Regions from separate parts of the Homo sapiens genome. Here region 1 is linked to region 2. A link is an interaction called in ENCODE POLR2A ChIA-PET data of the cell type or tissue named here. Cell type or tissue: MCF 10A. All regions are shown on one strand. Links, peaks and the distances in the headings refer to the core of each region. The heading gives the core; the rest is flanking DNA.

Region 1 (16,579 bases), core at 3,340-11,339, 72 kb before region 2:
GCAGCGCACCAGCATGTCACATGTATACCTATGTAACTAACCTGCACATTGTGCACATGTACCCTAAAACTTAAAGTATAAAAATAAAATTAAAAAAATTAAAAAAAAAGAAAGCACAAAACCCAATGGTATAAGTAAAGCAGAGCCATATTCAGAATACTCTAAATGTACTATAATGATGATGTGTAAGGCAATTTTATCCCTAGCATTAAGGGTTAAAAAACAAAACTATTAATAACAACTATAGCTAAAATAAATTGTCAAAGGATACCCATTACAAAATAATATAAATTCTGACATTAAAACCATAAGGTGTGGGGGGAGGGAGGAGTAAATGTGTAGAGTTGTTATATACAATCAAAATTATCATCAACTTGAAATAGGCGATCTGATGTATAAGATGTTCTACGTAAGCCTCTTGGTGATCACAAAGCAAAAATCTTTAGTAGAAGAGCAAAAGTACAAAGGATCAAAGCATACCACTACAGAAAACCATAAAATCACAAATGAAGTCAGAAGAAAGGAAGGAAAATGTATCTACAAAACAACCAGAAGGCAATTAATAAAATGGCAGTGGTAAGTTTTTACCTATTAATACTTACCTTGAATGTAAATTGATTAAATTACTCAATAAAAAGACAAAGAGTGACTGCATGGATAAAAAAACAAGACCCAACTATATGCTGGGTCACCTCCCTTTTAAAGACACACATAGACTGAAAGTGAAGGAATGGAAAAAGATACTCCACACAAATGGCAACCAAAAGAGAGCTGGGATAGCTATACTTATATCAGGCAAAATAGACCTTCAGTCAAAAACAGTAAGAAGAGACAAATAAGGACATTATATAATGATTAAGGGGTCAATTCATCAAGAGAATACAATGATTATAAATACATAAGCCCCCAATATCGAAGCACCTAAATACATAAAACAAACATTAAAAGATTGAAGGGAAAGACATATTGCAATACAATAATCATATCGGACTTGAATACTCTATGTTCAATAATGGCCAGATTAACCAGACAGAAAAGTAATAAGGAAACATTGGACTTGAACAACACTTTAGACCAAATGGACCTAGCAAACATATACAGAACATTCCATCCAACAGCAACAGAATATACATTCTTCTCAAGTGCATCCAGAACATTATCCAGTATAGATCATATGTTGGGTCACAAGACAAGTCTTATTAAATTAGAGAAGACTGAAATCATATCAAGTGTGTTTTCTGACCACAGTGTAAACAAATGGAAATCAATCACATGGAGAATTTCAGAAAATTCACAAATATATAGAAATTAAACAACATGACTCTCAGCCAATGGGTCAAAGAAGAAATTAAAAGGATTTAAACATATCTTGAGACAAACAAAAACAGAAACACAATGTACCACAACTTATGGAATGTGGCAAAGACAGTTCTAAGAGAAAAGTTTATCGCAATGAACACCTACATCAAAAAATAAGGAATATTGCAAGTAGTAATTTAATGTACACCTCAAGAAAACAGAGAAAGCTGAACAAACTAAGCCCAATGTCAATAGAAAAAAGAAATAATAAAGATCAAAGCAGAAATACCTGAAGTAGAGACTAGAAAAATACAAAAAAATCAATGAAACGAAGAGTTGGTTTTTTGAAAAGATAACATGGATGAACTTTTAGCTAGACTAAGAAAAAATGGAAGACACAAGTAAATAAAATGAGAAATGAAAGGGGAGACATTACAACTAATCACAGAAATACAAAGGATATTAAAAGAATATTACGATTACATGCCAAAAAGTAGGATAACCTGGAAGAAACGGATAAATTCCCTAACAAATGTAATCTACCAAGACTGAATCACAAGGAAATAGAAAATCTGAGCAAACCAATAACCAGTAAGGAGACTGAACCAGTGATTTAAAAACAAACAAACAAACAAAAAACTTCCATCAAAGAAAAGTCCCAATGGCTTTACTGCTGAAGTCTGCCATTAGCCAGGTGTGGTTGTACACACCTGTGGTCCCAGCCACATAAGGGGCTGAGGGCAGAGGATCGCTCATTCCTGGGAGGTTGAGGCTGCAGTGAGCTGTCTTCATGCCACTATACTCCAGCCTTGGCAACAGAGCAACACCTTGTCTTAAAAGAAATGTTTTTAAATAAAGAAGAATTCCAATCCTCACAAACTCTTGAAAAAAATTAAAGACAAAACATTTCCAAACTCTTTTAATGAGGCCAGCATAGCTCTTCTTATGAGCCAAACAAGGACATTACAAGAAAAGGAAACTACAGGAAAGGATCCTTCATGAACATAAATGCCAAAATCCTCAACAAAATACTGGCAAACTAAATTTAATAGCACATTAAAATAATCATTCACCTATAATTAAGTGGCATTTATCCCTGGGATGCAAAGATGTTTCAATATATGCAAATCAATATATGTGATAATCACATTAACAAAATAAAAGATAAAAAAAGATCATCTAATTAGATACAGCAAAAACATTTGACAAAATTCAACATTCTTTAATGATAAAAAAAATAACAAATTAGGTATAAAAGGAATGTACCTTAACACAGTAAAGGCCATATGTGATTAAACACACAGCTAACATTATATTTAACAGTGAAAAACTGAAACTCTTTTCCCTGAGTCCTAGAACAAGACAAGGATGCCCACTCTTGCCACTTCTATTCAACATAGTATTGAAAATCCTTAGAGAAATTAGGCAAGAGAAAGAAATAAAAGGCATCCAATTAGAAAAGGAGGAAATGAAATTGCCACTGTTTGTTGATAACATAATCTTCCATATAGAAAACACTTAAGATTCCACCAATAAACTGTTATAACTAATAAACATACACAGTAAAGTTGCAGGACACAAAATCAACACACAAAAATCAGTACTGTTTCTATACACCAACAAATGTTCTGAAAAAGAAATCAAGAGAACAATTCCATTTACAATACCTACAAAAACAAAAGAATACATTTAACCAAAGAGGTGAAAACTATAAAATATTGATGAAATAAATTTAAGAAGATACAAATAAATGGAAAGATATCTTGTGCTCATGGATTAGAATAATTCATACTGTTAAAATGACCATACCACCCAAAGCAATCTATAGAATCAATGCAATCCCTATCAAAATTCCAATGTCATTTTTCATTAAAATAGAAAACAATCCTAAAATTCCACACTGAATTAAAAACAAAACAAAACAAATACCAAATAGCCAAAGCTATCATAAGCAAAAACAACAAAGTTGGAGGTATCACACCATATTACTTGAAACAATACTACAAGGATATAGAAACTAAAAGAGCATGATACTAGCATAAAAAGAGACCCATTAACCAATGGAACAGAACAGAAAGCCCAGAAATGAAACCACACATGTACAGTCATTTGATTTTTGACAAAGGTGCCAACACATTAGGAAAAGGATCATCTCTTCAATAAATGGTGTTGGGGAAACTGGATATCCACATGCAGAAGAATAAAATTAGACCCTTATCTCACACCATATACAAAATCAACTCAAAATGGATTAAAGGTTTAAACATAAGACCTGAAACTGTAAAACTATTGGAAGAAAATATAAGGGAAAAACTAGACAATATTGGTCTAGGCAATGATTTTTTACATTTGACCCCAAAGGCACAGGAAACGAAATAAAAAAGACAAATGGGATTAAATCAAAATAAAAAGTTTTTGTACAACAAAGGAAACAACAGAGTGAAGAGACAAATTATGAATTTGGAGAAAATATTTGTAAGCCACATATCTGATAAAGGATTAATATCCAAGATATATACAAAACTCAAACAACTCTATAGAAAGAAAACAAATAATTGGATTTAAAAATAAGCAAAGGACCTGAATGACATTTCTCAAAAGAAGACATACAAAAGACTAACAAATATATATATAATACTCAACATCATTAACCATTAGGGGAATGCAAATTAAAACCACCATGAGATATCACCTCACACCTGTCAGAATGGCATTATCAAAAAGATTAAATATAACTAGCGTTGGTGAGGATGTGGAGAAAAGGGAACCCTTGTATAATGTTGGTGGGAATGCAATTTAGTACAGCCATTATGAAAAAGGTTCCTCAGAAAACTAAAAATAGAATTATGATATGATCCAGCAATCCCAGTTCTGGGTACTTACTCAAAAGATTTGAAATCAGTATGCCAAAGAGATGTCTGCATGCCCATGTTCACTACAGCACTATTAAACAATACACAAGTTATGGAATCAACCTAAGTGTCCATCAGTGGATGAATGGATGAAGAAAATGTGGCATACATACACAATGAAATACTATTTAGCCTTTAAAAAGAAAAATATTTGGTAATTTGCAACAACATGGATGGACTTGGATAACACTATGGTAAGTGAAATAAGCCAGGCACAGAAAAACAAGTACCAAATATTCTCCCTTATATGTGGAATGTAGAACAATCAAACTCAAAGAAGTAAAAAGTAGAATGGTGGTTACCAGAGCCTAGGGAGATGCAGGGAATGGGTAGATGTTGGTTAAAGGGTACAAAGCCTCAATTAGACAGTAGTAATAAGGTTTTTATTTCTTGAAAATATATTACATGGTGTGATGAATACAGTGACTAATATTGTATTTTAGATTGGAAAATTGCTAAGAGAATACATTTCAAATCTTCTCACCACAAAAATAATAAGTATTTAAGGTGATAGATACGTTAATTGATTTAATTGTTCCACATTGTATTAAAAAATCATAACATAACTTTGTACCCCATAAATACATATAATTTGTCTACTTATAATTTAAAAATTTTAAATTTAAAAAAGGATTAATTTATTCCACAAAAATCCACTGTATAATTTCAATGTGCCAGGCAACATGCTGGGGATATACAATAGAAGTGGCTCCTGCTTACACAAAGGTCTCGGTCCAGCGGAGGACTCCTAAACAAAGAATTGTGGTCCAGTGAAATAAGCACATGATGGGGGTTTGTATATTGCTCCTGAGAAATGTGGCGGAGGCAGCACTGCATCTGGGGAAGGCTCTCTATAATTGCTCCTTCCAGCAAGCGACTGTGTTCACAAACACCAGCCTCCCACAGTATACCAGGCACAGGGCAGGGTGAGCCCAGGAAAGAGACTTGGGTTGAATCCCAACTACCCTTTTTATTTGTGTGACTTTTGCCAAATCATTTAACCTCTTTAGCTGTTGTTTCTGCATTCATAAAATGGGATAATATGTACTTTTAAATTGTGAAGATTAAATGAGATAATATATGTATAAAGTATATAGGACATTCCTGGCACACAGTAGAAACAATTACACATAGAAACAATTTTAAAAATTATATATAAAAATCATTTTAATGGCAAAAAAAGCTGTTTGCAGATTATCACTTCCTCATGGGAAAATATCACATAGCTTACTTTTCTTTGTATTCTCAGTAACTGCCAAATGGTAGGAACTCAATATATGTGTTTCTGAGAAACTTTTGAACCTCCTGGAAAAAGCTTCAAACAAAGCAATCATTAGAGTTTTTTGGTTTTAATAAGGATTAAAATCTAAAATGCACAACAAATGAAGACAAAAATACATAAGAACAGAAATGAGGTCAAATTTGTTAATGAAAGAGTGAAAAGATGTGATTTGTTTTCAAAAAAAAAACTGCTCTGCTATTCTTCCATTTTGAGGAAGGAAAATATTGTTCAGGAAAAAGATGAGTATCTCTGACGTTTGTAACTAGGAGAAAGAATTTTAAAAATTAGTTAACTTGTTTCTGTTATCCAAGCAAAATATATTCAAGGTTTAAAAATATCATAAAATAGAGATGTGCCTTAAGAACACAAAAATTTCCTGTAATCCCATCAAGCACAACGGTAATCACTGTTTACCTGCAAATCTGGGCCCTCCACTCTGGTTTGGAGCTCTATGAGCTGCAGCAGGATTACAGCAAAACAGGCAACAGAGAAACATGTTATATCTTGTACAGAGACATGCAGCCCAGGCGATGATCTTATTAAATAATGACGAGAACCTTTCTGAGCATCTAAAGTTGTTGTCACAAAAATTGAGGTTCCCCAGGCTACAACTCTCTACTCACTTTGGGAAATCACTTTGAGACACCCTTTGGGAAATGCTGGACTCTAAAATCCAAATAGAATACAAACACTTGTTTCTGAGAAAAAGAAACTGAGTTCAAAATCTCTAGGGATATCCTACTGCTCTGGCAGGAGTCCACTGTGATCCGTTAAATGCAAATGAATCAAGAACATCTGGTCTAAATTTGTTTTAAAGCCTATGAGGGTTTAAATACAAAGAAAGTCTGGCAAAATATAGTTTTGAGTCTGCTGAATCTAGAATTTTATATTTTTTAAAAAGGCCAAGAGGTTCAGCAGAGCAAGAGACAAAGTAAGGCTAACTTTATAAAGTTAACTAATACAGGTAGTTTGTCAAAATATTTCTTTCTGGTTTCTCTAGCTTTCTAACACTTTAGCAGTGTTAGAAAACACTGCTAAAATGGCATGTACTTCCAAGTCAGCTTTGCCAATTTATGTATGTTTGGGTTTCTGTACACCACGATCTGACCAAGTAGGCAGTAGAGATTAATGAAAAGCTACATTTGTATATGTATGTGTGTGTATACATATACATATACATGTATACGAATATAAATTATACATATACATACATATAATTTCGGGAATTTTCAAAGTCTTTAATAAGCGAATACATGTTATAAATCTCCAACAAAGGGGGCACAGCGTGACCTAATACACTGGCCCCAGCATCTGGATCTTTTTGGCCTCTTGCATGGGACACACTTTGGAAAATGCTGGACTCTTAAGTTCAAGTGGGATACAAACATCAGGGATGCAGACGATTTTAGCCACCCGTATGGTAAATCCACCTGATAGCAATAACATAAACACAGCCTGAGAAGGACCCTGTATGGCAGATTCACATGAATGTGTGTGCTGAGCTAATGAATCCTGGTGTAGCCAACTTGGGGATTTGTTCCTTGTCTATGAGGAACATCTGAGCCCCCAGCCCATCCCATGGAACACAGGCTATACAGTGGATCAAGGCCCCAAGTTCTGGGTTGAATAAAGGTTGCCAGATGGAGGTTGCTAGCAAAATGGTGCTAACTGAAAATGCTATACAAACTGCATGCTTTTTGCAAGTGGTTGCTGTTGTCCTGTCCAGTCTCCCGCCACTGGACTCTCTTCCCTGTATGTAAGCCACCAGGAAAGGCCCACGTCTTGTTTGCTGGCTTTGGGTCTCTTCTTCAGTCTCGTGAACCTGGTGCCATCCCCACTAGAGTTGACAGGGGTTTGGCAGACCACCACCTGCAATCTCAAGCTATACATTCAAGGGTACATTAAACAATTATTAAATACCTGCTATGTGCTTCATCCAGTCTTGACATCCTCAGCTTACATATATCTGAGCATTCTAATCCTACACTTAAATCTACACTTTTCTTATGCATAAAAGAGAGCCTGGACAGGTGCAGTGGCTCATGCCTTTAATCTCAGCACTTTGGGAGGCCGAGGTGGGCAGATCACTTGAGGTTAGGAGTTCGAGACCAAACTGTCCAACACAGTGAAACCCCGTCTCTACTAAAAATACAAAAATTAGCCAGACATGGTGGTACGTGCCTGTGGTCCCAGCTACTCAGGAGGCTGAGATGGGAGGATCACTTGAACCCGGAAGGTGGAGGTTGCAGTGAGCCGAGACCATGCCACTGCACTCTAGCCTGGGTGACAGAACAAGACTCTGTCTCAAAATAAAAAAATTAAAAAATAAAAAAAAGAACCCAAACCAAAGACTACTACTTAAGAGCAGCTTGTGTGCAAGCATTTACATATTTTCTCTTCCCTGGTTGGAATGAACTTCAAAGGCAGAAGGTTTGCTTTTATTCCCTCGACCCTCTTACTGTTCACCAACCCATGTGAACCTAGTGGCATTACAGAGCTACCCTGACTGGTGAAAATAGCAGGGTGTGCCCACCTTGTCTAGACAAAGGAGACTCCTGTGGAGATGAGGGGTAAGAGAGGAGTGAAATGTTGTTTGGGATTTTGCCTATTAACAATTCTCCTGCCATTCGCTCTTGAGAGCAGACCTCAGAGCTAACATCAACACTGCTCTCCAGCTCTGCCCCCCCGCACCCTGTGATTTAACCAAGGTAAGGGGATTTGTTTGCCTTCCTACTAATTATCCCCTTGGTGAGAAAATGAGAATAAAGTGTAGGCTGATCACAGAGTCTTTCCCTCCACGATTATGCTGGGAACTGGATTGCCCTGCAGGGCTGCCAAATCCCTGCAGAACTCTGCCGCAGATGACAGGGAAGAGGCTGTGGCTCTGCTCTCGGCAGCCCACTACCAAGCAAGGGGGCCAAGGCAAATAGGCTGGGCCCAGAGCACCGTAATCCCTCTCCAAACAAGAGATGAATCACAGAACATGAGGTGCCCAGTGGTTACCCTGACACACTGTGCTGCCAGGGAGAGCCCAGCTCAGCTGAGGGAGCTCCGGATGAGACTGCAGTTCCAAGGAACTCTTCAACCTCTACCACCCTCTGCAATGCTAAAGGGCACGGCAGGGGGTGGGGGGGCAATGACAAACATCTCCCCAAGGCAGTTCCTCCCAAGGTTCCCCAGGCACAGAAACCAATCATACCGAACTCCCCACTGCATCTCTGTATTTACTGCTTGCTGCTGAGAAATGCAAAGCACTTCTCAGATCTCATTCCACATGCTATAGTTTGAGTAACAGCTTTCTTTGGGGGTAACAGAGGAGTCGACAGTAATTATCCTTATGCCCCATATCAAATGGAAATGAGGCAGAGAGATATTAAATTAAGATTTTTTTTATTCCTACAGCACTTGGCACTGTACGAAACACCTTCATATATACCCTGTCACCCTGACTGAGCAGGATCGCTCAGTTCCATTTTACAGATAAGAAAGTAAAGCTCTGAAGAAATGACTTACCCGGAGGACAGACTGATGGGAATCTGCCCCATAACCCCAGGGGGTTTCGGTTTACCCAACTGGAACCATCCAGCCTCAAAGCAGGGCTCTCCCAGAGGTTGGCACTGCCACAAGCCTGGTGCCAGGCAGAGGGCAGGGCATCACCTGGCTGGAGGGCTTTCCAATGTGTACAGATATCCTTGAAGCTCTCGATAGCTCATCTGAAAGCATTTTTTTCTTCCTTTTTTTTTTTGTGAGACCAAGTCTCACTCTGTCAGCCAGGCTGGAGTGCGGTGGCACGATCTTGGCTCACTGCAGCCTCCGCCTCCTGGGTTCAAGCAATTCTCCTGCCTCAGCTTCTCAAGTAGCTGGAATTACAGGCGCGCCACTATGCCCAGCTAATTTTTGTATTTTTAGTAGAGACGGGGTTTCACCATGTTGGCCAGGGTGGTCTCAAACTCCTAGCTTCAAGTGATCCACCCACCTCAGCCTCCCAAAGTGCTGGGAATACAGGCACGAGCCACCATGCCTGGACAAATGAAAGCATTTTTAAATTCCCTGCTACTGGAGTAAATGGTTAAATGTCACAGGTTGAAAAATACTTGTTCATTCTCCTAAACTTTGTCTTTCCTTCTCCTCCTTCTATTCTGGGACCCAGGATGAGGTGAAGACTTTTCAAAGCCAGAGCTCTACCCTGATAGCACACGTCAGGATGTTCAGGAAGAGCCTCATGGGTTATTACAGCTCAGGATGCATCCAGACACTGTCTCCATGGCCTGCGGAGCTGCTCTCTGAGGACTCACTTCACTGCCCCTCATTTCCCAGGCTCATGGAGATATACTACCTGTCACCTCTGGGCCTGGAGGGCAGATGGAGGTAAGATGCAAAGGAAGACTGCGTCCGTCAAAGCAGATGGAAGCATTCCCTAGCACCTGGGCCATCCTGGGTCCTAGCTTAATTACTAAAGAATAGGGAGATTTCAAAGTAAAATGTCCAGACATTTGTTTATAGAACATAATACTGTGGGCACACAGCAGTTATCTGTAAGCATTCATATCTGTCAAGGACATATGGACTTTATCCTCAAGCTCTGCCTGCTACACATCTTGTTTTAAATCCCTTGGTCCTATTTATATTAAAAATAAGCCAAGGCAAAATATGTATATATGCTTGTATGCATCCTCTATACATATCTGTATGGAAGGTCTGGGGGGTAACATAGCAAATAAATAACTATGGTGACTGTTTGGGAACTGGCTGGAAAAGGATTTGGAAGTTTCACTGAAATTCAGGTCATCCATTTCTCAGTGGTGTTCTCTTAACAAGTTGCTTCACCTTTCTCAGACTCAGTGTCAACTAGGAAATGGGGAGAATGACACCTGCCTTGCAGGATTGCTGTAAAAGCCACAGATCATACACCTCATATGCTGGCACACAGCAGACACTCAGTAAGTGCTAGCTATAACTATTACTACTGTAAAAGAGGATGGGGCCAGGCATGGTGGCTCACGCTTGTAATCCTAGCACTTTGAGAGGCCAAGGCAGGTGGATCACCTGAGGTCAGGAGTTTGAGATCAGCCTGACCAACATGGCGAAACTCTGTCTCTACTAAAATAACAAAAATTAGCCAGGCGCGGTGGCACACACCTGTAATCCCAGCTACTTGGGAGGCTGAGGCAGGAAAACTACTTGAGCCTGGGAGACAGAGGTTGCAGTGAGCCGAGATTGCACCATCGCACTCCATCCAGCCTGGGTGACAGAGCGAGACTCCATCTCAAAAACAAACAAAAAAGAGGATGGTTGCCAAAAGGCCATACCTCTACCCTCCTTGTAGCCATAGAAACTGCCTCTTGTTGAATAAGAGCATCCCTCCTCATTCTCTAGTCCCAGATTTGCCTTTGAGTCTCTGGTGTAAACTCTGGCGTAGGGGCCAGTTAGTTTCTGGTGAGGATCAAGTGTGCTGGCTATTCCAACACACCTGTTTGCCGCTTCCAACCTCAGATCCACTCTATCTGCTCTGGCGACTGACCTCTGTGGGCTGCTTCCCCAGGGCTTCATGTCCTTTGGCCTCAGGCTAGGATCTACTAGTTGGAAACACCAGCACCAGATTTGGGAATTTATTCCTCCCTATCTCCCTGCTTGGTCAAATCTCTGCAGTGGCTCTGTCCTTTCTGTCGCCATAGCTCCTGTTGGGCAGTCCCTTTTCTATGATTCCAGCGCTTGCTTTCTCTGTAGGTGGTCCCTTCATTAAGCTCTCTCCAGATAAACCTTTTTAGGGCACCATCTGCTTCCCGCCAGGACCCCAACCAAAACAGGGGAGGAGGTTTTCTTGATGCAAACTATGACACTGTTAGAATGACTTTAGAACAAGGAGATGTTAAAAATAATTATAAGCTGTGGAGGCAGACTAATAATGTCTAGTTCAGGCTAGGGCTCTGATTTTCATCACTTGAACCTCCAAGAATTAAAGCAACTTTCATCTAATAAGAAAGTAGATTAGGCAATGAAAAAACAGCCTCAGCATAGAAATCTTGGCTTTTCCTTCAGTGAGGGGCCCATTTTGCAACTCTCCAAAGCAACAAGAACCTTGCAGCAGGAAAGAGAACTTGTTTCAACCCTGATGGCCACTTATTCTGTGTCAAGCATCACATAAGTTATTCTACATAAACTGTCTCATTTGGAGATGATAACTTGGTGAGGTATACCCATTTTTCAGATGAGGAAATGGAGTCATAAAGATAGTAAGCTGGTCAGTGCAGAATCAGGGTTTGAACCTGAGCAGTCTGGCTCTGGAGTCTGGGTATGCATATGGGCCTCCTCCCTGGAAAGGCCTGGAAAGGGGGCCCAGAGCAATGAAAAGTGAAGCAGGGAGGCAAGCTCAGCCTCTCTTCCTAACAGCCTCAGCTGCTGAAGGTGTGCTCGCATCCATGAGATGCCCCCACTGTGGAAATGGGGCTGTGGGGGCATATTTCAGCCACCAACCAGGATCATCAGTCACAGAGACAAACCAGAACTGAAGGAGTGTCTGTGAAAACAAAATGCTATAAAGAACCACAGCTTCTGAAGACAAAGGGAGTCCATGATAAACTAGGATTCTCTGCAACATTATCAAATACCAAACCAAATCCTGCCTGAAGCCTTCAGTCTACAAGACAGATCGCTCTCTATACTTGTAGAATTGAATGGCACATAGCATGAGGGCAAACATCCGAAGCTTAAAAATGATCTAGAAACTCTGAACAACATTGAAGAGGAAAAACAAATCTTGTCAACACACTGGGTAATTTCATCCACAGAGAAACGAGCAGTAACTTCATCACTTTCAGAAGAAACCAATCTCTCGGGTCAAATAACCAAAACACCAAGAACATCTTTCCAATGCCAAGTATCTTTCCAGTGCCATTCCCAAACCTTGCCTGTAATTCAGCACTTGTTAACAGACCCATATTCCACCTGCAAAGAAAGCCAGCATTCCATCTTACACCTACTGGAAAGTTTAATAAAGGAGGCATAGTGCATTGCCGATTGATGTATCACTCAACCAAGGCACAACAGAATAAACACTTAACTGCCAAATGATTTGTAGTCTGGACACAGTGGCTGAGTGTTGATTCTCATTCTGTTTTATATAACATTCGTTTTCTCTGCTTAAATCTACCTCCCTCTTATTGAAAAGGCAAGATGCATGGGTAGTAGGATGAAAGATTCAGCCTTGTGCATATTTACACACGTTCAGTAATTCCAGGAGAAAATAAATTGACAGAGAATGGTATTTATACCAAACAGTCAGAAAACAACATATTAAGATACACTGTCAAATGGTTGCCGAGTATGAATAATCTGCCAACCAAGGATCCAATTTGTGTATACATCTTCCCCAATGCAATTTCCAGCCACTTTGGGTTCTAGCTTTTTGACTGGATAACAACACCTGAACTCATTCTGCAAAGGAAGCCAGCTGCAGCAATTTTTAAAAGGACTTTAAAGTGGACCTGGGTACACCAAAAGTGATTTGCAAAGCCCTCTGGCTTAGAGCTCCATCTTACCAGTTGAGTCAGCCCCAGAAGCCTGGCCACTCGTCTGCTCCTCAGCATTGATGAGCTGCAGATCTGTATACGAACATCCAAAGCTAGGACTGCTGGTGTCTTCAGAATGGGTGGTCCAGCTGCTCTCAGAAGTCAGAGGGCATCTCCCCAGGGAGTCAAAGGAAGGGCATGTCCAGCAGGGCATGGTCAATGGTAGGGCTGGGGAGAGACCAAAAACCAAAAGCATACAATATAAATAGTTGTACTTTGTTTATCTTTAGTGCTTATCTTACTTTGATGTTGCTCACATCATATGAAATCTCAACAGTCATATGAGGCAAGGAAGTCTTGTATGGAGAGTATCACTCATGACACAGACAGGAAAAACTGACTGACTGAGACCCCATGGTGAGTCAGTATCAAAACCAGTACGAAAAGTAAGGTCCTGGCTGGGTGCGGTGGCTCACGCCTGTAATCTCAGCACTTTGGGAGGCTGAGGTGGGCGGATCACGAGGTCAGGAGATCGAGACCATCCTGGCTAACACGGTGAAACCCCGTCTCTGCTAAAAATACAAAAATTTAGCCAAGCATGGTGGCTGGAGCCCGTAGTCCCAGCTACTCGGGAGGCTGAGATAGGAGAATGGCGTGAACCCAGGAGGCGGAGCTTGCAGCACTCCAGCCTGGACAACAGAATGAATGAGACTGAGTCTAAAAAAAAAAAAAAAGAAAAGAAAAGAAAAGTAAGGTCCCAGGACTCTCCAATCAAAGAAAATCTCACTAAAGGAACACAAGTTACTTCAGGGTCTAATTTCACTTCTTAACTTAGATTTCAGCTTTTTTCAAACCCAAACTACAGGAATCTTGCAGTTTCACCCTTACTGTTACATTTCCTCCATTTTTAGTGGCACAAAAAAACTCACCAATTTACACTGAAACATTAGAGCCAGTTTAGGTTAAAGGATAAAGAGTAGATATGTAACTATATATGAACATGTATGTGGCATGCCCCTGCTTGCTTTGAGTTGACTGTAACTGGAGATTCTGCTGACTGTCACATTTACAAATGGAGATTTACTGAGGCTGCCAACCTGCTGCAATACAATGAAAAATACCTTTAAGGGGAAAATGTACAAAACTTGGCTTTATCTCCTTAGTCTTGAGAACCAAATCAGACTTTAAAAACTACTTTAGAAAGGTTTTTTAAAGTCTTTCAAATTTGAAACTTTCGAATTCTCCTAATTTGTCTTTAGTTAATTTCCTATCACATGCTGCCTCCACGGTGCTGCATAAGAATCATATCATTACGGCCGGGCACGGTGGCTCACGCCTGTAATCCCAGGACTTTGGAAAGCCAAGGCGGGTGGATCACCTGAGGTCAGGAGCTCAAGACCAGCCTGCCAATATGGCAAAACCCCGTCTCTGCTAAAAAAATACAAAAATTAGCTGGGCATGGTGGCGGGCGCCTGTAATCCCAGCTACTTGGGAGGCTGACACACAAGAACCGCTTGAACCCAGGAGGCGGGTGTCGCAGTGAGATCGCGCCATTGCACTCCAGCCTAGACAACAAGAGATAAACCCTATCTCAAAAAAAAAAAAAAAAAGAAGAAGAAGAATCATATCATTGCAAATTTACCAACAGGTACTGAAACAAGTGCTGAAAATAACCTAGATAAGACAGGAAGAATGAAAACAAGAGAAACTACCATGTATTGAGTACCCATCAAATGTCAGGTATTTTACAAATGTCTTGTTTCATCCATCTATCCTGAGAGATAGGCAGTAGTCTTATTTTAACTCAAAGACATTAAGAAACTTGCCCAAGATGATAATGTCAGTTCTCCTGCCGGGAAAACCAAAACAAATAGAAAAAGAAAAATTGAGATTTAAGAGAGAAGAAAGAATAAACATCAATGCTTGCAATAGTATAAATATAAAATTTTTCATTCCTTATTCCCTTAGGCATTTGTAAAGCATTTAGGTCCTTTTTCTGGAGTTCTCATTGTTCATATCCTCTTTTCTTTAAAAATGTCACCCTTTCTGCATATTCCTGAGTATTCTCTCCAAAAATGCGAGGTCCCCTTCCCTGCTTTATTTGTCCTTAGTGTTATCACTGTCTAATGTACTACACGCCCATGTCTTCCATACTAGAATCCAAGCTCCTTGAGGGGGCAGGGATTTTTGTCTATTATGTTCACTTCTATACCCCCATTCCTGGAATAGTGCCTGGTATAAGGCAGGCATTCAACAAATATTTGTTGGTTATATCAACAGAAGCACCACAAATCATTCCATAACAGTCTATACTAAATACAGAATATTAAAATTGGACTGGTATCTATAACCCCCACCCCAAACATAGAAAAAAATTAAAATACTAAAAAAGAAGAAAAGATAAAAATTTTTTATAAACCAACCAAAAGTAAAAAGCAAAGCCAAATTTATAAAAGCTTGCTATATGATGCCATTTCCTATAGTATGGTGGTTAAGATACTTTAAACTACTATGGAAATACAATTAAAATATTTGTAAAATGTAATAACATTATTTAAAATGCATCACACGGTGAGCAACAAAGTAAAGAATCATCAGAGGCCGAGTGAAAGCTGCAACCCCAAAAGAGTAAACAGAGGACACAAGCTGATTTTCACTCTCAAGATTTTGAACAAACCAGACTCTTGAGTTTTCCAAATCTCTTATGAAGAAGGCAAACAATAAAGAACCTAGGGCCAACCGAAGATGGGGAACAGAAGAGCTGACGCATAAAGTGAGAATTCCTAAAAGTCTTAAAGGGTAAGTTAGAAATAACCTCCACCCTTAGCTGAAGATAGGAAAGAAAATTGTCTGCCTTAGGATTGCATGAAGAGTAGAGGAAAAAATATCTCCTGAGAATTAATAACCACAAATTTTTTCACATAGGGGTGTACAGCTAAAACTACTTGTGTGGTCTGAAAAACCTCCAAGTTGAGACTAGTTTAAGTACTTCCAGGTTAGTAGCCTCATGTATCTAGGAAAAGCAAATACTATAATAATGCCTTTTTTTTTTTTTTTTTTTTTTTTTTTTTGAGACAGACTCTCGCTTTGCTGCCCAGGCTGGAGTGTAGTGGTGCAATCCCAGCTCACTGCAATCTCCACCTCCCGGGCTCAAGTGATTCTCATGCTTTAGCCTCCCAAGTAGCTGGGACTGCAGGCTCCCGCCACCATGCCCGGCCGATTTTTTTTTTTTATTTTTAGTAGAGATGGGTTTCACCATGTTGGCCAGGCTGGTCTTGAATTCCTGACCTCAAGTGATCCATCTGCCCACCTCTGCCTCCCAAAGTGTTAGGATTACAGGCGTGAGCCACCACGCCCGGCCAATAATCCCTTCTGAAGGAAGATACCTTCAAACCAGCCTCCTCAGACAGAATGTTCCTAAGTTGATGTGCACATGGCAGAAAAAATAATAAATAATAAATAAATAAATCACAAAATGCATAAGAAATCAAGTTACCATGAACAAGAACCAGCAAAGTGTGTGGGTGGGTGGGGTGAACAGGCAGAATGAGATCTGCAAAGAACTTTCAGACACTAGA
Region 2 (16,579 bases), core at 5,129-13,128:
GCATTATCATTATTCTCTTTTAAAAGCTTAAGACAAATGGGCCAGGCATGGTGGCTCACGCCTGTAATCCCAGAACTTTGGGAGGCTGAGGCAGGTGGGCTGCTTGAGGCCAGAAGTTCGAGACTAGCCAGGCCAACATGGCGAAACCCCGTCTCTACTGAAAACACAAAAATTAGCCAGGCATGGTGGCACACACCTGTAGTCCCAGCTACTGGGGAAGGAGAGACATGAGAATCGCTTGAACCCAGGAGGCAGAGGCTGCAGTGAACTGAGATCCTGCCACTGCACTCCAGCCTGGGTGACACAATGATACTCTGTCTCAAAAAAAAACAGAAACAAAAACCAAAAAAACTTAAGATAAATGTTTTCCGTTTCTAAGGCAAACAAATAAAATCTGTTTTCATTTAAAGTATCCCATTTGGTTTTTTTAAACCAGTTAGCTAACTTCAAAGGGCAGCCAATGGAAGGACTATCAAGCTGGCAATGGTCTAGTGTCTAACTTCAAAGTTCAGGTAGATAGAAAGCCACTGATGGTCCCACTCTACTTCTCGGCATTTGGCATGAAATATGCTTGAGAATGCCCTTTCATTCAGATGGTGTGTTTGCATGGACACACAGCACTAAAATGGTACCTTCTTTCAATGAAAGCCAGGGAGAAGCCTGAAAGAGAAGTGTACAATGATCTCACCCCAAGCTTAAAATTAACAAGGACCCTTTGGGGTCACAGCTGAGAGCCCCCATGGGGCATAATATGAGTAGGAGAAATCCTATCTAAATGACAGGAGCCCTAGTGTCATCTTAATGTCATTCTTAGTGTCACCATCCTTACGGAGATATGAAGTGACTTAAGCTAGACACCACCAAATGTCAGGGGAAGCAGGGTCAGTTATTATAGAAGCACCAGGGGATTTCTGCATGACTTTCAACAAGTCATTTGACCTTTCCAGGTTAGACTGCAAGTGGAGTAGGACCAACTGCCTGCAAGTTTGACAGAGTTTATAATAGGATTAGATTTTATTTATATAGACGTTTGACATCCTTAGCTCCAAAGTGCTTTCCTATTAATACAATGAACATGTTAAGAGGGCCAAATCAGAGTCCAGTGTTATTCACCTACTAATAAATCACTGAATGGCTTCATTTGTAGGAGGTTATGCAGCCATTCAGATTAAACAGTGCTTTTGATAATTTAGGCAAAGATTAAATAGTCCGATGGCAGTCAAGAAAGGACAGCTTTAAGAAGTCATCTAGGTCGGGCATGATGGCTCACGCCTGTAATCCCAGCACTTTGGGAGGCCGAGGCAGGTGGACCACCTGAGGTCAGAAGTTCGAGACCAGCCTGGCCAACATGGTGAAACCCCATCTCTACTAAAAATACAAAAAATCAGCTGGGCGTGATGGTGGGCGCCTGTAATCCCCGCTACTCGGCAGGCTGAGGCAGGAGAATTGCTTGAACCCGGGAGGCGGAGGTTGCAGTGAGCTGAGATCGCGCCACTGCACTCCGGCCTGGGTGACACAGCAAGACTCTGTCTCAAAAAAAAAAAAAAGAAAAAAGTCATCTAGCTCCGACTTCCCTTCTCTCCCACTTGACCCCTTTACTTCAGATACAGTAGTCCAGTGAATGGACCTGAAAAGACTTGTGGACCAGTGCAGGGGCACAGTTCACTTAGACCCATTCCTTCCCTAAAGACTATGGTTCCCACCTAGCTAAATCCTCCTTCTCCATCCAGCCCGGAGTAGCTGCTCCTCCCTGAACCTTCCCAGCCCAGCACAATCTGGGAAAGACTCGCTGTCTGAATTCACAGCACTTGACAGCCCACTGGATTATTTGCCTACTGTTGGTCTCGCTGTGGTTTAACTATCATTGATTTTATATAAATATTATGTCTTTTCTCTCTCAGCATAGAGGCTGTGTCAGAGACTGAGCATAATACTTCTCTGAATTCCTCGTAACGTTCTCCTCAAAGCCTTGCACTCAGCAGATGGTCAATACCATTCAGATGAACATAACTCCCAAAGGTTTCACTGAGCCATTAGCAATCTGCAAAGCGGCTTCACACTCTTCGCTGTGATGAAACATCACAAGGAACACTGACCACCCCTTGCCAGTTAGAGAGGCCACTTCAGGGCACCAGTCCAAGTTAGTAGGCAGCCAGCTGGGGTGACAAAGGTTGTACACTATGAATGAAAAATCCAAGTTTCAATCCTGCCCTACTATTATGTATCTATAGAATTTTGGTCAACTGTTTCTATCTTTGTTACTGCATTTCAGAAAGAGAGCAGTAACACTAAAGTCTACCTCCTGAAAGTGCTAGAGATGTGAAAAAACATATATATATGAGATATAAGCATTTATTTAATATAACTAGATAATAGAAGATAATATTTTTCTATGCTGTGATACTTAACATTTCTTAAATATCAAAGTGCTGGGTAAATGTTATCCAGTGGGGATGGCAGCACCTTCTAATGAATTGTTCAGCATTTCAAATCCCCCTGGCTGGTTTAAGTGTCCCTTCTCTCACTGGCTCTCAGAGTTACATCCACAGTTTTGTTTGCTGCACCTTTTGAAATTTCAGGCCAGGTTTCCTGGAAACCTGAGCTGGAGGGAACTGTGGTAGTTCACCATAGAATAGATCAAGTGAAGGCAGTACCGAGGCCACAGCTGCACGAGGGGGAAAAACTGCTGGCTCTCCAAAATGACCTGGAGAGGGAAACAGTTGGCTTCAGGCCTCCAGGACAGAGGTTATAGTTCTAAGCTTTCTCATCCACCTCTGGGAAGGTACACAGAATCCTGGGGGAGTTTCTCCTGTTTCAGAAAGCACACCTTCAAGGTATGACTTGTCTCTCAAATCTCAACTGGAACAAGGATCTTTTCAAATCTCACTCACTTCATTTTATAATATGAGCTCATTATATTTCTTATTTTATACACATTTAATATGCATATAGAAGGCCGGATGCAGTGGCTCACACCTGTAATCCTAGCACTTTGAGAGGCTGAAGCAGGCGGATCACTTGCGGTCAGGAGTTCGAGACCAGCCTGGCCAACATAGTAAAACCTCATCTCTACTAAAAATAGAAAAATTACCTGTGGCCAGGCACGGTGGCTCACGCCTGTGATCCCAGCACTTTGGGAGGCCAAGGTGGACACATTACCTGAGATCAGGAGTTCAAGACCACCCTGACCAACATGGCAAAACTCTGTCTCTACTAAAAATACAAAATTAGCCAGGCATAGTGGCGCATTCCTGTAATCCCAGCTACTAGGGAGGCTGAGGCAAGAGAATTGCTTGAACCCGGGAGCCGGAGGTTGCAGTAAGCCGATATTGCGCACTGCACTCTAGGCTAGGCAACAACAGCGAAACTCTGTCTCAAAAAAAAAAAAAAAAAATTAGCTGGGCGTGGTGGTGGGTACCTGTAATCCCAGCTACTTGGGAGACTGAGGCAGGAGAATCCCTTGAACCTGGGAGGTAGAGGTTGCGGCAAGCTTAGATCACACCACCGCACTAAAGCCTGGGGGACAAGAGCAAAACTCTATCTCAAAAAAATAAAATGCATATAGAATTTCTAGAATTTTCTATTCATACCCCGATGGATAATTCTGCACTCATCCTACCTTCAAACAAATATTCTAATCTGGTAGCCAGCACTTAGAATGGTGATCCTAGAAGTATTTCATGCATTTACATGCTCTCTGTCACATGCTGGTAAACCACTGGTTTATTGGGACCCTAGGTAGAGTTCAAATTTGTGCCATGCTTACGAATGAGAAAAACCATAGCAAAAAAAAAGACACTCTCACTGTGTTTTATTTCCCGTGTCACATTAGACACCCCAACATATTTGCTCCTTTACGTCCATTTCTGGCATGCCCTGTTGTTACAGGAGTGATGAGTCACAGTTGGGGGGAATTGTAGTAACTTGCTCCATCTCGTAGTATAAGCCAAACCATGGACAATCTTGGGTTCTCAGGGGGTTATTTATCTTGGGGGTAGGTGCTGATCACAATCTGTATGACCACATGGCACAGATGTTTAATTATGATGGTGACCTCAAGTAAAGCAAGCAATTTCTTGGTCTGACTATATGAAAATTCAGCCAAATGTCCACCCAGTGGGAAAGCTCAGCTCCAGAAGAAATTATAGCTGGAATGACAAGAAGTGTGATGGATCAGGATTGGAATATGTGGACAGGCCTGAGTGAGAGGTCTGGAGCCAGACAAAAGGGTGTGTGCTAGATGACAGGATGGGAAGTCTGGGCAAAATTACAAAGGGATGGGACAAAGCAGCACTTGTATGCTTCTTCTCTGGACCCAAGCTTTTTTCATTTTCTCACTATGAGCATTGCATCTGCAATTTAATATACACCTAGAGACTCAGCTACTCTTACAGAGCCTACTGCTCATGGCCAGAGCCAGCCTTCAGCAAAACTTCTGCATGGAGAATGCTGAGACCTTCCAGCCCTTTTCCTCCTTCCATTGGACTCTTCTATTCAGATATTTATCTCAATCACATCTTAATGTCTCCCCTTAGTTTAGTGGTTTTCAAAGGGTGGGACCAGCGGCATCAGTATCCCCTGAGCACTTGTCAGAAATACTCATTTCCAGGCCCCAGACCAGACTGACTGATTCAGGAACTCAGGGGGCCAGGCCCAGCAATCTGCATTTTCTCAATCCCTCCAAGTGATTCGGATGCACACTAAAGTTTGAGATCCACTGCTTCAGGTGATATAAAATAACGACTTCAAGATGAGAGAGCACGTGCATTTTAGGAGAGAACTTGTGAAGAAGGCAAGCTGCTCAAGCGCCAACTAAATCAGTTTCTAGCAGTGGAATTTGAAGTCATGTAACAGATGGTGAGAGAGAGACTGCAGGCCACCGTATTTGCCCTGGCCCTCATCGCCTCTTGCTTTTTAGCTCACCTATTTCAATCTTCTCTCCACCTGGCCACTAGAAATGTGTGTTCAGCAGGAAAATCTGACCCTGTCAAAGCCCAACTCAAAACTCTTCAGTGGCTGCTCCCTGCCAATGGATAAAGTCCCAATCCCCTGGCACCCGACCCAGGGTCCTTCATCATCTGCCACTGGGCCACCTCCTGATCTTGTTTCCTTCAGCACTTTTCCTCCTGCTCAGCCATACCTTGCTGTCTGCAGCTGGTTTAGACTTCCCCATACCACGGACAGCAGACTTTGCCATGTGAGTTACCTTGACCAACAGCATGAGAGCTGAAGTGATGGCTGCTACTTCTGAGCAGACTTTAGATGCTACAGTTTTGTTCTATCATGTCCTTTTTCCCTTTGTCATAAATAAGATCCACATTGTCCCAGAGAGAAGCTGTTTCTTAAGCCTCAGTGGGTCCCAGAATGATGACAAGTGAGGGGTAGAACTATGCCTGACTTACACTGGACATGCAGCATGAGAGGGAACTAAATCTTGGCTGTTATAAATCACTGAGATTTGGGGGTTACTTGTTATTTACCGTTAAACTGACTGTAACAGTCCTTTTGATCACTTCTCTCAGTCTGGAATGTCTTCTCTTCTCTGCTCTACCTTGTTTCCAATCCCACCTCACCCCTGCCTGCACAAGAGACTTGCTCATCATTCTACACTCAGCTCAAGTGTTACCCCTCGGTCAAGCTTTTTGTGTCTTTCCCAGGTATAACTTTTAAGATCTTCTCTGGATGCTACAGACCTGTAACCACATCCCTGGAACTGTGCCACGGCGCCTCCATTCATTAGTACTATCCTTAGAACAACTTCTAAGAAAAAATAATAATAAAATTAAAAATTCAACAACTCATTTTATAAAGCAGAAGCCTGGCTCAGAAAAACAAAGCAATTTGTTGAAGTTTCCCAGAATCAGTCACAGTCTGAGATCTCACGAGGTGGGAGTCTGGCTCTGAACTCAGAAGTCTTTGCCCCGCCCAACACATCTCTCTTACTACCCCCAGCAGCAAGCGTTCAGATCCTCCCACGCCACTGGAGAGAGTAAAAGTCCTCTTATCAACAACTGAAAGGGCTGCCATGCTAATCTGAGACTTGAAAGATTGCATCTGGAAGTGGGCTTCTTACCCCCTGAGAAGATAAGCATTTCCTCTAAGTCAATGTATTCATTCTAAGGCTCCTGGCAAAAGCACAAGAGACCCTAGAAGAACTGGGGCATTTTGTTTGCATCCTTTCCCCAGTTCCTAGCCTATGGGTTGGGGGATAGGGGGTAGTATGGTGTGGTAAGACAGATTCCCACTGACATCACCCTAGAGAAGCTTTGAGAAGGTTTTTTGGATTCGTCACACAGTAGGAGGCAATTGAGCAGGGGGTTCAGAACTCCAAGCAGGTCCGCTACATGTCGATATTTTAAGTTTTAAAAAGAAAAATAAAACGGGCCAATTATTGACTTTTCAGATTAACCAAGAAAAGAAAGTGACACAGTGACAAAGAATTAAACCAGACCACCCAGGTCAGGCATAGGAAAAAAAACACCTAAAAGTAGCAACTGCAATTTTAGGTTTCTATGAGCCACTGGCATTTTTGCTGTGTGGTTGAGTTTTTTTTCTCTCTCTCTCTTTCTCCCTCCCTCTCTTTTTAATTTTACCTTTTCGTTTAAGGGAGGAGTAAAAAGTATAAAACTTTCAAATACTTCCCCCAAATCAGCCATGCTACTGAAAGGTGAACACTTAACAAAGTACCATGATATTATTTTCACACAATATTCATACCAATTTTTTCAAAGGTCACAAAGCTTTTCTCAGTTACTAGTTGGAATGCATTTATCTCTCTCACCATTCCAATGGATCGGTTTTTTACCGCCCCCCAAAAGGACATGCTACCTTTAAAGATACCATCGGTCTCATTAATAATAGCATTTTTTTCCTTTCAAGTGTAGAAAGCTGTTCAGAGCTGCAAATGGTTGCTAGGCCAGTTTGGACACGTCTGATTTACTCTTTAAAAGCCCATCCACTCCGTATAATAAATAATAAGAGCCGGTATTTATTGAGTGCTTAGCGCTGTGCTGGGTGTTTTTCAGGCATTGGCTCATATAATCCTCAAAACAACGCTATCAGACCGGTGCAATCATTATCGCCACCTTACAGATCAGGAGAGGGAGGCACAGAGAGTAAGAAGGACCTGCTCAAGGGGGAAACGGGGAGCGTCGGGAGAGGCGGGGAGGCAGGCAGAGACCAGGAGCTGCACAAAAGCACAGTTAATGATTCACTCACAGCCCTCAGGCAGCTCCTTCCAGTAGGGGTTGCACCAGAACACACGGACGCGCACACACACGCACGAATGCACACACACGCACACGCGCGCGCACACACGCACTCTCATCTTCAACTCTTCATCCCAGCGAGAGGCGGGTGTCAGGCAAATTGCTTGGCAACGCGCAGAGAAAACTCCATCCAAGCCCCACGTCCAGGCCGCCTCTGGGCGCTGTCCAGCGGGCAGAGCGCCTGAGGCCAAGCTGGGGTCCTGCCTCCCGACACCCCGAAGGCGGGGCGCGGCGCCAACCCGGGGTTTCAGGCGAGGGGAGTGTAGGGGAAGCACCGTCCCCAGGGACACCTGTTGTCGCCTCCCCACTCGGGCCGATGAAGACATCCTGGGCGTCCCAATCTCGAAGACACCCGTCGGCCAGAAGTGTCTGTGTATGGGGCCAGGTGTCGCAGGAGTCCTCCTCCACCCCTACCTGCCTTAAGCAGAGTCCCCTCGTCCTCCCCCACCCCGGGACGCCCGCGGCTGGTGGAAACGCCGCGCCTCCGCGTGGCTCGACCAGGCAGGCTCGGGGGCGCCAGGGGGCACAGCGGCGCTAGGACCTCGCGGCCGGCCCGCCCCCGCCCCCGCCCCCGCCCCCCGCCCGCTCCACCTGCGGGGCCCCTCTTGGGGGGCGCGCTCGCCTCCTGCTGCGGGGCGTGGGTGCAGTTACCTGCGCCGCGGTCCGCAGGGTCCCCGGCGTCCGCCGAAAGGTCGCCGCGGCAAAGCCGGCTTCTCTGGCCGCGGGATACCCACCCGGCCGCACTGCTCTCGCCACGATCCCTCCCGGCCGCAGCGCCGACGCCGGCTCCAGACTCGAGCTCGCTCTGCGCCCGCCGGCTCCCGGCGCCGCTCCCGCCGCTCCTGATTGGCCGCGGCGCGCTCCCGAGCCGCGCCATGATTGGGCAGCCGGGGAGCCGGGGCGGGGGGACTGGCCGGGCGCCGCCGGGATCTGCTGGCCAAGCTTCCCGCGCCGCAGACTCGCTTTCCCGCGGCTCCCGGGGCCCCAACCAGACCCCGAAGCTGGGATTCTTCCCCTCTGCGCCTAGTGGGGCCGGCCGTCCAGGCACGAGGCAACACGGAAAGCATCGATTCGAGCGACATGGAAATGGCGTGGAATGGGGAGCGCATGGGAGTCCCACCCGCTCCGCCTGCGGGCTGGTAGTTGAGACCTCCTAGGAGCGGGAATCATTGCTCAACCAGCCTCACTCCTGTACGTTCATTTATTGATACTTTTGACTCTACAAAGGGCGTAGGCTCAGGACAGTGGCTTGTAAACAGCGGGCGCCAAATAGTTCTGTGGACTCATATCGGACTCTACACACAACCTCTCAGTGGTCCTACCTGAGCTCTCAAAGGGAGAGCAACTTGTTTAAGGTCTTAATCACGCCAACAAATTATTAAAAACACCGTGCTAGGTGTTTAGGGGGAAAAAAGATAAAAATGGTGAGATCTTCAATTACAGGGAAGTTCATACCTAGCTAGAGAGATGAGGCTGGATAATGATAATGACCCTAACGTTTTTATGGTGCATATTATTTACTAGGCACTATTCCAAACGCTTTACATTTATTAATTCAGAAATACAGAGGCTGTCATAAGAACATCCATATGCCCCGTGAACATGTGGACAAGTGACACCAGTTTTTAGTCTGGAGAGATTTTCATTGAAAGACACACCAGCAGTCACTCCACACTGTGGAGGAGAGGCACTGGTTAGAACCGAGGGCGTATAGGGAATTGAAATTGCTCTGTCCTCCGTCTCTTCTCCCACCTGCCCTGAATCTTTCTAAGGAATGAAAACAAAACATAAATCTGGGTGCCACCAGACCTTTGTTCTGCTACTCATAAAACACCCTCTCTAAACACCCAGATAGGAAATGAGTAGAAGTAAGTAACACAACTTACATTGTAGGACCTTTGGCTTGGTGGCACTACCTTGAAAGCAAGTATGTAGACATTTTTCTACAGACATTTCCCCCTTGTTTATTCTCCTATGTTGACAGAACGCCTTGAGCAAGAAATTTGGCTTAGGAGAGAAGTAAAGACTCAAGGCTTTAACAGTTTCACCCACTCTGAACAGTGTTGACCCTTACCTTAGGGTGAGCTTACAGTCATTTACTTTGAGGAGCCCAAGACCCCAAGAGGAAATTACCTCTGTTTTCTCCAGTTTATATCAATGGACAAACACTTGATTCACTTCAATTTTTTTTTTTTTTTTTTTTTTTTAGCCGGAGTCTCGCTCTGTCGCCCAGGCTGGAGTGCAGTGGCACGATCTTGGCTCTCTGCAACCTCTGCCTCCCGGGTTCAAGCTATTCTCATGCCTCAGCCTCCTGAGTAGCTGGGATTACAGGCACGTGCCACCACGCCCGGCTAATTTTTGTATTTTTAGTAGAGACGGGGTTTCACCATGTTGGCCAGGCTGTCTCAAACTCCTGGCCTCAAGTGATCGGCCCGCCCCGGCCTCCCAAAGTGCTGGGATTACAGGCGTAAGCCACCGCGCCGGGCCTCAGTTGATTCACTTTATATTGAATAGGTGGACACGCATGGGTTGAACCTCACCTGGGAGGAACACCAGACAGAGCACGGGGTGGTGTGGACTGTGTGAGGAGAGTTCTTTCATGGGCATCCCTCTCCAAGCATCGGAAGCACATGGAGACATCAGCCCATAATTCAGGTTGCTGGCTTTCCATAGCTGTGGCTTCTGCCAAAGCAGAAGTTCCATTTGGATTGGTCAAACTATCACTCCAAAGAAGAAGGACTGTTTCAGCCAGAGAACCAAGCTGACCCAAGATGGTTTGTCAAACTGCTCAACCCTCATCACATCACATTAAACTCAGCCCAGGGATGACAAGTGAAAGGATGGCAAATGAAGGAAGAGTGACAAGTGAAAGAAGAACCTGAATTCTACTTCCATTACCTTGGAATCTTACTGAGGCCAGGAACTGCTTATGTCTTGGTCTGTTCTCTGTCTCTAGCAAAATGCTTTATTTAGTTCGCCCCCTGTATCGCATTTCTTCCCTGGTGACTACTGCTTAGTGCTCAAAACTCAAATATTCTTTCCTCTGTGAAGCCTTCACTCATTCTCCCAGGCTAAGCTGTGAACCTCTTGCCGGTCTTATATTCCCATAACATCAATAAGCAACAGCATTCTAGTGATCTGCTCAAATGGCCATCTTTCTAACTAGCACACTGTGCATTACTTAGCGATGTATCCTCAATCAGTGTATCCCCAATTAAGTAGGTACTTAATAAACATGAAGTGACTGATGAAAACCCCTGACAGGCTAATAGGGTGGTATTAAGGAGACTAGGGCCACACCCTATCGTGGTCTTCAACAGGGCATTCTTCAGTTCCAGACTGGAAGGATATTTGGTGTGGAGCAAAGCGATCATCCATCCAATCCAACAATAATAGGTAGTTTCTGTGTGTCAAGCACTGTCAGGCCAAGAGAAGAATAAGCTCTTCTTTAAATGAACACAAGGTGAAGTGGTGCAGTTAATTTACAAGACAGTTTTGCTATTTCTCAAAAAGTTAAACATAGAGTTACCATATGACCCAGTAATTCCATTCCTTGATATACACCCAAGAGAACTGAAAGCATATGCCTACACAAAAACTTGTGCACAAATGTTCGTAGCATCATTATTCATAATAGCTGAAGGTAGAAACCACCCAAACGCCCGTCGATTAATGATAGATAAACAAAATGTATTAAATAGCACAGAAGGTCCTCCAATAACGTTGTTTCATTAGGATGTTGATGAGAAAAAAAAGATCAACTCCCAGCTGAAAGTTTGCATGTTCTCCCCACATCTGCATGGGTTTTCTCCAGGTACTCCAGTTTCCTTTTGCATTCCAAAGATGTGCACATTAGGTTCATTGGCATGTCTAAATTGTCCCAGAATGAGAGTGATGTGTGTGTGTGTGTGTGTGTGTGTGTGTGTGTGTGTGTGTGTGTCTGAGAGAGAGAGAGAGAGAGAGGCTTGCGATGGAATGATGTCCTGTTTGGGACTGGTTCCCTGTTGGCGTGCTGAGCAGCCAGATGGGCTCCAATCACCTGAGACCTTGAACTGGAGTAATGGGGCAAATAATTATCTTACTTGTTTTTATTAATCTTTTAAAAGTGTACATATAGCTCACATTTATTTCCAAATTTAATATTAGAAGGATTTTTGCTCTTTATTTAGCAGTTTGGTGATGTTTTTGTGACCAGAAATGTGCTGGAGGAACTTTATTCTTGTTTATGTCAATTCCCTTATGGGAAAATTGGGGGTTTTTATACATTGTTTTGCTTAAAGGTTGCCGTTTCAAGAACCTATCAATGACAATAAGTGAGAACTTACTGTATATCCACATAATGGAATATTATTCAGGCATAAAATAAATGAAGTACTGATAAAAGCCAAAATATGGATAACTCTAGAAAACATCATGCTATGTGAAAGAAGCCCGAAACAAAAGGCCACACACTGTATGATTCTATTTACATGAAATATTCAGAATAGGCAAATCCACAGAGACAGAAAGCAGATTAGTGGTTGCCAAGGGGAAATGAGGAGTGACTGCTTAATGGCTATGAACTTTCTTTTTGGGGTGATGAAAATGTTCTGTAATTAGTGGTTATGGTTATACAACTTTGTGAATGTGCTAAAAACCACTGAATTGTTAAAGAAAATTCACTGCATGCTCTCTGAGAATACATACATTCTGAAAGTGTGGAAACCATCAGTAATGGACGTGTTGGTTAAATCCTACGGTATAGTAGCTAAAAGTGAAAAGGAACTTTTCCAAGCCTGTGAAAAGCAGTTAAATGTGGCTCCCACCTTCAGCATCCCAGAGAAGATGTACTCTTTAGATCTGCGTTTTTCAACTGAATGTTCTGAGATGATGGAAATGTTCTTTATCTGAGCTATTTAATATGGAAGCCACTAGGCATGTGTGGCTATTGGACACTTGAAATGTGATTAGTGCAATTTGAAGAACTGAATTTTAAATTGTGTTGAAATTTAAATAGCCACATGTGGTTAGAGGCTACCAATACAGCAGTGCAGCTCTTGCTGGCTTGGAGGACTAGCGCCATTTTAGTCGGCAGTTTGGAAGAATACTGGTGGTCATGGGTGTGGGTAAATCTGTGTCTTTATGTCTCACACCCAGATCAACCCTGTATCCACTAGAAACCCTTCATAAGATCTCACAGCTCCCACTCTTCTCCTCTCTATAAACTCTTAATAAACTTCAGTCCATAAGAGAGGGTTTAGTTTTGTCTTTATGGCAAAGTACTTCTTCCACCCCACACATGTTTGTGGGCCAGGCATTTTTTGGAACATGCTAGGAACAGGAAGGATTGTAGACAATGACAGCCAAATTCTAAAGGGTTGGTCTTGAGAAAGGTGAGAGGAAAAAGGTACAAGAGAAATTCATTACAAAGACCCGGCCCTTTCCCTCCTTCCCTCCAACACCCCACTCTCAGACACACACAGACACACACTCCAACACTCAGACACACACACACACACACTTCCAAGTAGGAAATCTTGCTAGTAAGATGCTGAAGTGGTATTGAAGAATCTTTATTTAGATTTCCTGTTTCCAGCTCAAGCTCCGTAACATCCTAACTCCTCCAATACATCCTCTATTCATATTGATCTTTTCCATCTTTGAACTTTTACTGTACTTGAAATCAATAACATGGAATGTAATTTTTTTGTTTTTTTGTTTTGTTTTTTCTTTGAGACGGAGTCTCGCTCTGTTGCCCAGGCTGGAGTGCAATGGCGCAATCTCAGCTCACTGCAACCTCTACCTCCCAGGTTCACACCATTCTCCTGCATCAGCCCCCCAAGTAGCTGGGACTACAGGCGCCCGCCACCACACCAGGCTAATTTTTTGTATTTTTAGTAGAGAAGGGGTTTGACTGTGTTAGCCAGGATGGTCTCGATCTCCTGACCTCGTGATCCGCCTGCCTGGGCCTCCCAAAGTGCTGGGATTACAGGCATGAGCCACCCCGCCCAGATGGAATGTAATGACTTTCCAATTGTTCTTCTATAATGTGGTGTCCTCACTGCAAGATTCATTTGTTGCACAAATATTTATTGGACTCATACGTATTTTGTGCCAGAACAGTCTCAACGGGTGTGGATATAAAGGATGAAAGACAGAGTCACTGGACAACTTAGAGCCTGATGAGGAGGCACACAAAGAAACCATTCTACCACAGCTCTGCTTAGATGTGTAGGAAGCTTCGCTGAAAGCGCAGGGCAAGGAGCTGCCAAGGAGACACAGAAAAATCAGGGAAGGCTTCTCAGAGGAAGTGATATTTGAGGAATTTGAAGGATAAGTAAAAATTTCAAGTTGCTTTTATTTAATTCACCTTTATTGTGCACTTTCAAAAGTTAGATTTAAGGTAGCTTTTCAGGAGAAGTTTTAGGACCTAATGTTGGAAAGAATGCATTAACCTCAGGGTCTGTTTCAACATCTGTGACAATGTTTTGTATTGCTGATGAGGTTCTTAGCTGGACAGTCACTCTTGCTGCCCTCCAGACTTATTCCTGAGAGGAAAACAAAATTAATAGAAGATAAGTCTTTCTGATATCAAGGAGTTTAAAATCTCTCGTGCTGTTGCAATATCCTTCTTACCGGTTTCTTGGGGGCTTATTTTCTTCTAATCCAATGTATCCCAAATTTCAGTCACTTACGTCCCATTGTCACCATTCTTACCATTTCCATGTATCATCTGCACAATTATGTACTTAATTCCTTCTTCTTTGAATTGGCTTTCATTTTGCTCAGTTTTCCTAGAAAGGATTTTTGATATCATTATCATCAATGAAAAACCAGTGTCATTTGCCATAAAGAGATCATTAACCATAAAAATCATACAATAAAAACAAAACTACACTATTTAATCTTGGCTGGATATTGTTGGTTGCTGAAGGTTCTGAGTTTGAGGCCCTGCTCTTTCTTTGATGAAAAGGGAGGTTACCAAGCCTTGGAGAGACATGAAACACATACAGGCACCAAATGGATCATTTCTCCTCAAGTTAATCAAACAGACTAAAAGAGAATTTTAAAGAGAATAACTCTCTCACTATATGAGCCAATGAAATTCAATTTCCCTTTTGCATACCACTTAGAACCAGCTCTTGCACCAAGTAAAATCAGTTTGTCGTGGGTACCACACTTGTAAACATTGCTCTGATCCCCCCCCTCTCATAGCGATTGGAATGATCTAATACATAAATATCATCATTTCTCTCTCCTATTAAAATTCCTTCAATGGCTCTTTATTACTTATGGGAAAAATCTTAGTTCCTTATGATGAGATACAAGATCCTCCTTAATTAGCCTTAGCCTACTTCTCCATCTTTAACTTCTGTCATCCTCCTCTTTAACTTCCCATTCCACCAATGATGATCTATTTCTAGTTCCCAGAACGTACCAATACCATCACGTTTCTGTGCCTTTGAACATACTCTTCCCTTTACCCAGTGTGCTATTCATCAACTAGTCATCCTTATCATCTTCCATTTCTCTTCTCTGCTTATTTGTATTTATCTGCCCAATACCATATGCACACCACCAACAATAACTACAGTATAACAGCATTCCTATGGAAACACCTGCCCCTTTCTTCTGGGGGATCCTCCTCCACTGTCTCCAAGCACATGATTTTAGCAGGAACTGATAAGTTCTCATGTGACTTCATATTCCTGACCACAGCTGATTGTCCTACATGTGGGCAACCCAACCAAGGTGAACCGATCAGATTTCCTGAGAATTTCATACCAAGAACAGCACATTGGAGTTATTCTTTCTCTGTTTTAAGATGCAGAGAGAAACTGAGGCAAGTAAAGTAGACATTGTCTACTCCAGGGGTCTCTAACCCCCAGGCCACAGACAAGTACTGGTCCATGGCCTGTTAGGAACTGGGCCACTCAGCAGGAGGTGAGCAGCAGGTGAGTGAGAATTATTGCCTGAGCTCCACCTCCTGTCAGATCAGTGGTTTAGATTCTCATAGGAGGGCTACCCCTATTGTGAACTGTGCATGCGAGGGATCTAGGTTGTGTGTTCCTTATGAGAGTCTAATGCCTGATGATCTGAGATGAACAGTTTCATCCTGAAACCACCCCCCTTTCCCCCACCCCTGCTACCATGGAAAAAATTGTTTTCCAAGAAACCAGTCCCTGGTGCCAAAAAGGTTGGGGACCACTGCTCTAATACACTTGTGCTGAAGACCCGCTATTTCCTTGCCCTTCCTTCCTTTAGGTCATTCAGCTTTTCCTTTTATTTTGTGAAAGCAATTCCATTTTCCTTACAATTAAGTCTCTTTTTCTTAAACTAGTTTGAGTTGAGTTTCTGTCACTTGCACCCAAGTGTCCTAATACATTCCTAATTGTCCTTGAGGTCCCAACAAATGCTACTCCTTTGTGAAGGCTTCCCTGACTCCCCCAGTCTCACAAAGGTGCCCCTTCTCTTATGCCATCCTGCATTTTGTTACACCAGACCCCCTTTTTAGCAACTGTCTTCGCGATCTTGACATTTTTGTGTGGGGAATAGTGTGTGCTGTCCCTGTCACCTATTTTGAGTATTTCATTAAACACACTGATGGGAAGCAGGATTTGAGTATTTCATTAAACACACTGATGGGAAGCAGGTTAACAACCCATTAACATTACGCTTTCAAAGAAGTCAATATGTACCAAGAAAAAGTTTTGTTTAACTATTATTAGCTGCTCCACTGTGAATATTTTTTTTAAACTAAGCTTAATCTTTAAAAGGACCTCAAGGATCTACCAACCACAAGGAGTTCTTCTCTCCTGCCCTTCCAGGACGGAATTAGAAATGTAGAGGCTCATGACCATGATCCCACAAATAGCAACCACCAGGACAGAGGCAGCACCTGGAGATGAGGGCAGAAACTGACGAGCACATGGAAGGGAGGGTCAGAGAAAAAGGGAGATCTGAGAGAAAAGAAACCCTGGGAGTTCCACCTGTCACCGAATCTCTCTGAATTAAAAGACAGCTTCATAAAAAATAAATAATGTCTTCCACCACCCATGAATTTACATCTGTGATCATAGTTAGCTAAATAAGATTGAATTCTTTTAGGAAATTGATTGAACCTTTGTACCCTCTCAGGTGTTACTAGCATGACACAGAAGTCACATCTGTTTGCACATTTGTCTCATGTCTAGACTGGAAACTTTTTTAGAGAAGAGATTCTTCCAATTTTTGAGATGTTGTTGAGCATCTCCCATAGGACCCAGCACTTAGCCCACCCTTGAGCTGGACTTTGATGATTTTAGCCTATATTTTGTAGGAATGCTTTCCAG

Evidence for each region. ChIA-PET counts read pairs that join two places held together with the same protein. Peaks named below come from ENCODE experiments on the same cell type or tissue, not always from the same donor. Only the 100,000 strongest peaks of a DNase experiment are listed, where the experiment ranks them.
Region 1: POLR2A ChIA-PET joins it to region 2 with 21 read pairs; 2 of 35 experiments call an interaction of 5 or more read pairs at or near these places.

The regions. Positions count from the first base shown.
Region 1 is chr14:81,357,957-81,374,535 of GRCh38, forward strand. STON2 (stonin 2) reads right to left here. Exons shown (of 8, transcript NM_001394390.1): 4 at 13,032-13,229. Among named protein-coding and RNA genes, the nearest start is that of STON2, 34 kb to the right of the region's middle. In MCF 10A, for the core only: no CTCF peak of the experiment used is centred there; no DNase peak of the experiment used is centred there.
Region 2 is chr14:81,428,402-81,444,980 of GRCh38, forward strand. LINC02308 (long intergenic non-protein coding RNA 2308) reads right to left here. Exons shown (of 3, transcript NR_109999.1): 2 at 13,884-14,041; 3 at 13,586-13,795. It also overlaps a transcript of STON2 not described here. Among named protein-coding and RNA genes, the nearest start is that of LINC02308, 13 kb to the right of the region's middle. In MCF 10A, for the core only: no CTCF peak of the experiment used is centred there; a DNase peak (open chromatin) is centred at 8,130.